Regions from separate parts of the Homo sapiens genome. Here region 2 is linked to region 1. Evidence: chromatin contacts called from ENCODE Hi-C or POLR2A ChIA-PET data. All regions are on one chromosome and are shown on one strand. The core of a region is the stretch at or near the end of the contact, and the rest is flanking DNA. Distances in the headings are between cores, read along the strand shown. Region 1 overlaps GRK3 (G protein-coupled receptor kinase 3). Region 2 overlaps GRK3 (G protein-coupled receptor kinase 3).

Region 1 (4,180 bases), core at 1,584-4,083:
ACCCACCAGCCAGGTGTCCCTTACGACTTACAGTCCCTTGCATAGAGTTGGGAGAAAAGACATCGAAGTCATCACAGTGATTTCTTAATGGCCTTGGCCCAGAGGGGACACACCCCACTTTTCTGAAAAGATGGGAGAAACTAGTAACCGTAGTTGCCTTTGGGGTGATGGTGGTTCCAGCAGGTTCCAGCACCCACAGCTCCATATGCTGTATTAACCTATTTACCGTAAATCCTGCCTCTGTATCTGCACATGGACTCCTTCCATCTCGGCAGCCACCCTCTCTTCACCAATCCCCTGGCAATTCTCTGCCATCCACTTGTCTAGCCCCTTTCTCACAAACCTCTTTTCCTGCAGGCTTGACCTGGTTAACACCTGCTACACCTTTAGGGCTTCAAGCGAGCACCACAGAAAGCAGCACACTTGGAAGTCCGCTCCCCGAGGCAAGGCAGAGCTGCCCCTTCTATGCCCCCACAGCACTGGGTTCTTACCATTTTCAGAGCATGATCTGGCTTTATTACAATGATTTGTTTTTATTTTATAAATGAATAATATAGTTCAAAATTGCTAAAATATATTTTAAAAGTTTTCCCCTCTTTCCTGCCCTTCATCTTCCTGCCCAGTCACGTACCACCATCACCACCCCCAAGGCACCTGCTGTTATTAGTTTCTTCCATCTTTTCAGGGAAGTGGGGTATGTCACCTCTGGGCCACGGCTGTTAAGAAATCGATGTGACAGCTCTCTGCAAGGGACTCCCAAGTCCTAAGGGACACCAGTGCCACAAGATGGAAGTGCATGGAGAAAAGCCTCATGCTGATCTGTAACAACCTGTTACAAATGTTACAGGCTTGTGACAACCTGTGACAAGCACTGTTACCAAATGAGAAAGAACATTCCCTGTGTACAGTCCCTGACATTCTGGGGTTTCCTTGTTACAAGTGTTTGTATTACCTTCGAATACAATATAAAAGCAAGTGCAAACATGAACTCTAATTTTCCACTGTACTCTATACACACTGTCAACATCAGCCTTTTTTCCAAAACACTATGCCTTGGAGATCTTCCTATACCAGTCAGGAGGAGCTACTTGATTCTCTTTTATAACCGCATGGCATTCCATCTCATAATTTACATAACTTGCTCTCCAATGAATATTTGGGTTGTGCCAAATATTTTGCTTTTACAAAACTGCTGCAATAAATAACCCTCTACATCCACTTTTTATCATGTATTCAGTACACTTGCAGGATACCTTCCTCAGAGAAAAACTTGTAAGTTAAACGTCATATGGACACTTTGTTATTTCAATAGACATGGCCACACTAGCCTCTGCTGGAGTAGTATCTATTTTTACTACCACCAGCAATGGATAGGAGTGCCCATTTTGAAACCCACTGCCATACCAAAAGTGTGTTCTTTAACTTTGGGCTTTTTATCAATTTGAAAGATAACAAAATAACATTTCAGAGCACCTTTGTGTTTCTCTTATTTTTGAATAACATTGAAAATCTTTTCTTAGGTTTAAGTTCCATCTGTTTCCCCGTTTTAATGACCTGTCTGTCTCTCAATAGGACCTTTGCCCAGTTTTACCCTGGATGATGGGGCTTTTGCATAGAAGGTTCTAGGGCTTTTCTGTATTGGGATTTGCAAGTCAATACTATTGCTTAAGGAATCCTCTGTATGTCCACCTCTCAGGTACTTGGTCAGATCCATGTGAGTGATCTGTGTGTCTGTTCCTGGCTCCTTGTCATTCCTGGCGTTGACAGAAATGCCTCTAGCATCCTCCTCTTAAACATGACAGTGGCCTTTGAAATAGACAGCCTGCATGATGTTAAGGATGGACACATCTCTTCCTAGTTCAATAAGTAGCAGCTGGTTCCTCATTTGTCTCCCTGACTAGGCTGTGGGCTACAAGAGGGAAGTGGTCTGTTTTTGTTTATTTTTCTCTCTAATCTCTAGCACAATGGCTAGTACTTAATTGGCTCAATGAACGTTGGATAAATTTACTTAAAGGAAGATCAGATGGTTGTGGTACAGTCACAGATGGTTTCAGGAAGACATTAAGTGCAAGCTAGACTTGGAAAGATTAACGGGCTATAGAGTCAGGAGAAAGAATGAATCAGTGCTCAAAGGCAGGAAATTTAGCTTGAGATAAGGAAAGAGTGTGACTTCAATTTAGGCAGAGCAAGTTCCTACAGGGAAAAGGTGGAAGGTATGCTTTATTACGCCAAGGAGGCTCAGGGAGGGTTGGCCTTCAGCCACCAGGCTAAGGGATCCAGCCTCAGAAATTCCAATACTTAATATTTATCAGTTATATAATCCTCTGCTTGCTGAAAGCTTCAAATGCCAAAAAGCCTGCTGGGGAATAGTTTTTAGTATAAGTGGGCAATTGTTTCATAAAAAATAAAAACTCGGCTCTTGAGCCCAGTTCTGAGGATTTTAGAGAAGAAACTCTTTCTCCCCAACATGGGAGTCCCTGAGCAAGGCTGAAGGTAGGTATTATGAATCTGTCCTCCTTCCCCTTCCCCAAGGTACTCTGCAATATGACACTTATCTGCCATGACACCTGTCCCCAGATGGCCCTTGCATCCTCTTCCCTGTCCCTAACCTTACCTAAAATAGGTACTTGGGTGTCAACACCTATACACTAATAGTGCCTGCCTACCTCTGCCCCACTGAATATTTCTATTAGAATGTGAAGATGTTATCAAAAGCCTTCAAGACTCAAAAGACTAAACCCATAACAGTGGAACACCAGGTGGTATGGGTGCCACTGCCAACCCACTGGGGGCAGACGATAGCCCTGACTGTGCACCGATCTTCAAACCTGCAGCCTGGTGCTATGCCGCCCCGACCAGCTTGTGGTTAGAGCTGCTTTTCATATTTACTGTGAAATCTAATGCATATAAAATGACTACTTGCTAGAGCAATCAGATGGTTTCTGTGATTATTTTGCCCCAATTCATTTTAACTTATAACCAACTGAATATAATAATTTGTCAATTAAATAACAGAGGTATTTTTTTAAAGTCATCTGGTAAGTTGTGAATACCTCTAGTGAGAGTTCACTCTGAATGTTTTAAAGGGAGTAACACCCAGTGCCTTAATAGCATCCCGGAAGTGGGGATATCTCTTGCGGAAATGAAGTTGGCTTGATCAGTGAACACTCCCTCTCACTCCCTGTACAAGGGAAGGGCAGTGGACACAGCTGCTATTCCCTGATCCCTACTCAAAACAGCTGCCCAAAGGATCCCTCTATTTCCACAGATATTCATCCTATCACCCATCCCAACAGTGCACAAACATCTGCAAGTCCTACGGCAAGACGACTTGGAGACAGGTGCGTGGGCTAAGACTTCACACTAAGAGAATCATCATCGGCCTGGCGCGGTGGCTCACGCCTGTAATCCCAGCACTTTAGGAGGCTGAGGCGGGCAGATCACAAGGTCAGGAGATCAAGACCATCCTGGCTAATGTAGGGACCAGCCCCACAGGGTCAGTGGGTCTCTCCCCATGTGCGGCGACGAGAGAGTGTAGAAATAAAGACACAAGACAAAGAGATAAAAGAAAAGACAGCTGGGCCCAGGGGACCACTACCACCAATGCACGGAGACCGGTAGTGGCCCCGGATGTCTGGCTGTGCTGTTATTTATTGGATACAAAGCAAAAAGGGCAGGGTAAAGAGTGTGAGTCATCTCCAATGATAGGTAAGGTCACGTGGGTCACGTGTCCACTGGACAGGGGGCCCTTCCCTGCCTGGCAGCCGAGGCAGAGAGAGAGAGGAGACAAAGAGAAAAACAGCTTACGCCATTATTTTTGCATATCAGAGACTTTTAGTACTTTCACTAATTGACTACTGCTATCTAGAAGGCAGAGCCAGGTGTACAGGATGAAACATGAAGGCAGACTAGGAGCATGACCACTGAAGCACAGCATCACAGGGAGACGGTTAGGCCTCCGGATAACTGTGGGCGAGCCTGACTGATGTCAGGCCCTCCACAAAAGGTGGAGGAGCAGAGTCTTCTCTAAACTTCCCCGGGGGAAGGGAGACTCCCTTTCCCGGTCTGCTAAGTAGCGAGTGTTGTTCCTTGACACTTTTCGCTGCCGCTAGACCACGGTCCGCCTGGCAACGGGCATCTTCCCAGATGCTGGTGTCACCGCTAGACCAAAGAGCCCTTC
Region 2 (4,426 bases), core at 1,099-3,598, 74 kb before region 1:
TGAAAGGGCTGTGACTGTAGAAATAAAGAATTGTTCTATCAAAATATGGCATCAGGTGATATAGAACATATCACTGACTAATATTTGGGTAAAGTATGATGTCCTATCACTATTCATTCAAAACTGGAGAAATGCAAAAGCCGTAAACATTTATCATTTCCATGGAAGAACTGGTGAATAAATGCTAGGTCCTGAAATAGCAAGACTTGTATCTTACTTGAACTGCCTGAATCTCACTTCAGTGAACTTGTGGCCCTAAAATACGCTGTTCCAATGGAAACATCATTAGAAAAGAATATATAACTAGCCAACAGGTAATCATGAGAATAAAAGTCATTTATATAACATTTGTCATATGAGAGTTCGAGCTAAACAATAACTTTCATGTACATTTTTCAGAAAAATGGATATTGGTCCCTCAAACAGCCCAAGGAACAGCAGTTGAACCAAAACATGAAGGAGATGAAATGATTCACCCCTAGAAACCAGTCATTTTAAGTAATACATCCCTTTGATGAAAACAGAAACTAACCGTGCACCAGCAGATTCTCCACAGCTCTGAGCGCTTCCTGTTTTCCCTGTGCAGAACCCGACTCCAGAGTCAGAAAAGCTGGGTTCAAGTTGTGACTTGTTGGTTTAGTGACTGTCAGCCACATAGAAACCTTCAGTATCAATTCTTCATCTGTAAAGCGGGGATCAAGCCGCATACTTCACAGAAGCAGTGAAGGGAAAAACTAAAGTGACATCTATGCAAGTAGCCAAGACAATGGCAGTACACGGTAGGTACCTAATACAGTAACCACTGGTGAAATTAATAAAGATAACTCTTACTTTATGAAATGAATGTCTACTTGGTGAACTATGTAAAACAGATTATTCTCACTCTCATGTTTTAAAAACTTTGGAGAAGCTGGCTTTCAAAGGAAATCTTATCATTAAAAGACACTATTAAATATGCAAACTAAATTACCATGGTTTATTTTTCATTTTGAAAATTAAAGGGACACATATGATTGACTTTTCTTATAACAAGATGTGCCTACAAAGTAGTCATCTTATAAATTTATTTATAAGGCATATATGACATAATCTGAGGCAGGCAGGATATTATGCAAAATATTTTAATATTAACTCCATAAAATGGATTAGAATGTTGAACACATAAATCAGAGATTCTAAAAAAGAATTAAAATGCCACTTATCTTGCACTGCTACTTACTGCTACTGAGCTGGTCATCCTACTGAATTAATTAGGTTATACATTGAACTATCTTTTGAGATTATTACATTTCAGGCCATTTATTGTCTGAAACACTTTAATTTTCTTTTTGTACAAGAGAGGGCACTCTAGTCCTTTATTTCCTTCCATATCATGCAGTGAAACACAAACTAATTGCCATCTCTTAAAAGCATTAATTTGGGAAAAAAAAAAAAGATCAAAACAAGGTAAATTAGCACCCAGCAAGCATTTGTTAACTTTTAAAACAGATTTTGATTGGAAATATTCTTTTTGCCTTATTTCCAAGGAAAAAATGTACAATTACCACATTTAAAAAGCAGATATAAAAGCAAACAATATCTGTTATTTATAATTTTTAAAAACATACTTGTATCATTCTTTTATACAAAATGCACAGAAATATTAACATGTTTGAGGTTGCAGAGAAAAGGAATGAAAGTTTATCAAATCTTATGAAAACCTTAGTCTCCCTGCTTGACACTTAGCTGTTTCCACCCGACGATGTTCCTTAATGTATAAAAAGGGATTAAGTGAAGATCTCCTGGTGTTTTGACAAATCCCTCGGACCTGGCTCCTGCGTGCAAAGCCAGAGGACCCCACTCCTGCATCTGGTCCCGATGTACTTGCAGCCTGCTGTGTTCTGACACAAGCGCTCTGTGCTAAATTTAAAAAGTCTTTCATGAGACCACAGGGAGGCTTGCGAGGGGACTTGGAGTTAAAGTTAGTGGTGCCAAAACCATTTCCAGCACATGGGCCCCATTGCTACAAATTCCATTTATAAATATAGCGATTCCATGTCCGGCTCAATGAGAAATTATCAGAAAATGCTCTTCAGCTATTCAAGTCTATGCTGCCATGTTCAGACAGTTTGGTCTTTCAAGTTGAAATCTTGATGCACATCTGTTTCCAATATATTCTTGATTATTCTTTGTGAACAAAGCCAAAGACTTGGTTTCTATTTTGAAAAACGTTAAAGAAAACCTATGATAGTAATAATCTCCATTCTGAGTGAGGCACGTGGTGTGCACAGATCCTGTGTGATCGCAGCTGCTCCCTGATGCAGCCGCTTTAAATAGGAGACAGTAACAGGCCTGTCAACAGCTTACAAGGCACGGCCAAGCTCTTCCCATGCAACATGCTGGCTGCATCAGGGAGCGTTGTGGGAAAAGAATTCACATGTCCTGTGGTCAAGTGCAGCTTTCTGAACTACAGATAGAATGGAACAGCTGCACGTTTCCCCTAAATGAGTTGGAAAATTGTTCAGGACATTATAAATGATGGGAAAACACACATCCTGCCCAAGTTAGCTCTACATCATTTTCATGGGCAAACAATGGGTTCAAAAAATTATGTGATTAAAAACTCTCACATCAAAAGTTAATTTCAAAATACCCAAAAGAGGCCGGGCGCGGTGGGTCACGCCTGTAATCCCACACTTTGGGAGGCCGAGGCAGGTGGATCACAAGGTCAGGAGATCAAGACCATCCCGGCTAACAAGGTGAAACCCGTCTCTACTAAAAATACAAAAATTAGCCGGGAGTGGTGGCGGGAGCCTGTAGTCCCAGCTACTCGGGAGGCTGAGGCAGGAGAATGGTGTGAACCTGTGAGGCAGAGCTTGCAGTGAGCCAAGATCACACTACTGCACTCCAGCCTGGGCAATAGAGCGAGACGCCGTCTCAAATAAAATAAAATAAAATACCCAAAAGATGGCATGTTATATTAAATGTGCATTTCAAACCTAAGCCAGTAGTTGCCAAAATATTTATAAACTTTCCTTTTTCCCCTCCTGGAACAAACTCAATAGCGCCAGCAGCACTCAGTTCTCCCTAGGCCACTGCCCAGGCTCTCCCTCATGTCTGACAACTCCACGGGGAGACAATCAACGGTGACAAGCTTAAGATCGAGGCCACTGTCACATCAATTGATTTCCTTAACAGACATCTTAAATCTAGGTGAAGATCATGATGGCAGCTCCACAGATTTGCAACATGGATGCATCTTCCTACACAGACGCTCTTAAGTATCTGACAAAGTCATCTGAAATAGAAGTAGTGACCAGCACTCAAAGATAGCACATATGAGCGGCTCAGTCAATCACTGTGAGTCCAGGGATGCAAAACACCTTCTGAAGCCTTGACATCTTTCTCCCATCCAGACTCCTTCTCCAAGTGCCTTGCAGTATTCTTGTAGGGGATAAAGACAAAATGAAGTGTGCAGAAAGGTGTTTCAGCAGAAGCAAGGGGGCACGCTGGTCACAGCAAGGAGGATTAAAACAGAAAACAGAGCGGCCGGGCGCGGGGGCTCACGCCTGTAATCCCAGCACTTTGGGAGGCCGAGGCGGGCAGATCACGGGATCAGGAGATCGGGACCATCCTGGCTAACACAGTGATGCCCCGTCTCTACTAAAAATACAAAAAATTAGCTGGGCGTGGTGGCGGGCGCCTGTAGTCCCAGCTACTTGGAAGGCTGAGGCAGGAGAATGGCGTGAATCCGTGAGGCAGAGGTTGCAGTGAGCCGAGATTGCACCACTGCACTCCAGCCTGGGCGACAGAGCGAGACTTCGTCTCAAAAAAAAAAAAAAAAAGAAAAGAAAAGAAAAGAAAAGAAAATAGAAAGACCCTTCCTTGGTGGCCATTGATTCCACCTCACTGCACAGCTGTGGGAGGAGGGAGGGGCATTTGCTCTGGGGCAGTGGTCCTCACCCTCGGCACTGTTGACATTTAGGGCTAAAGGATTCTTTGTTGGGGTGTTGCGGGAGCTGTCCTGTGCCTCATAGGATGTTGAGCAGCATCCTTGGCCTCTACTTAGGGGATGCCAGTAGCAGCCACTTCCCAAGTTATGATGACCAAGAATGCCTCCAGCCATTGCCCAGTGTCCCCCAGGGTTGAGGACAGGCGCCCCAGGAGTGTCAGGATGCAGAGGGGACTGTGCCCAAGCCTGTGCCTCAGAGACCCTGCCTAGTCAATCTCCTCCTCCACTCAGTTGATTTCTTAGGCCCCGTGTGCCTGAGAAAAGACAGCTGCCAGGGGCTCCCTTCTATACAACACAGGAAAAATGCACAGGAGGCTGACAGGCATATTTTTGAGGTTCTCCCACATGCAACTTTGTGAGGAAGTAGAACAGGTGGCATTATCCCCTTGTTCACAGCTGAGGCAGTGAGGGCTCCTGCACACAGTCCCACCTCCT

The links. Hi-C counts contacts between places; a loop is a spot of excess contacts on that map. ChIA-PET counts read pairs that join two places held with the same protein, here RNA polymerase II (POLR2A). Pooled maps may share reads with other maps.
Region 2: a loop to region 1 is called in a pooled map, with 2.4 times the contacts of the local background. The contact joins two enhancer-like sites. A Hi-C loop is called at or near these places in 2 of 37 single-sample maps with no recorded cell type and 9 of 50 pooled maps. POLR2A ChIA-PET finds 5 or more read pairs at or near these places in 2 of 52 experiments (BJ and activated T-cell).

Annotation. Positions count from the first base shown.
Region 1 is chr22:25,625,429-25,629,608 of GRCh38, reverse strand. The region is part of intron 2 of GRK3 (G protein-coupled receptor kinase 3); the gene reads right to left. Among named protein-coding and RNA genes, the nearest start is that of GRK3-AS1, 62 kb to the right of the region's middle. Within about 2 kb of position 2,833, at least 3 of the 41 ENCODE cell types and tissues checked have a DNase peak (open chromatin) inside an H3K27ac peak, as active enhancers do.
Region 2 is chr22:25,699,098-25,703,523 of GRCh38, reverse strand. GRK3 (G protein-coupled receptor kinase 3) reads right to left here. Exons shown (of 21, transcript NM_005160.4): 14 at 1-14. Among named protein-coding and RNA genes, the nearest start is that of MYO18B, 41 kb to the left of the region's middle. RefSeq lists an enhancer at 507-606. Within about 2 kb of position 2,348, at least 5 of the 41 ENCODE cell types and tissues checked have a DNase peak (open chromatin) inside an H3K27ac peak, as active enhancers do.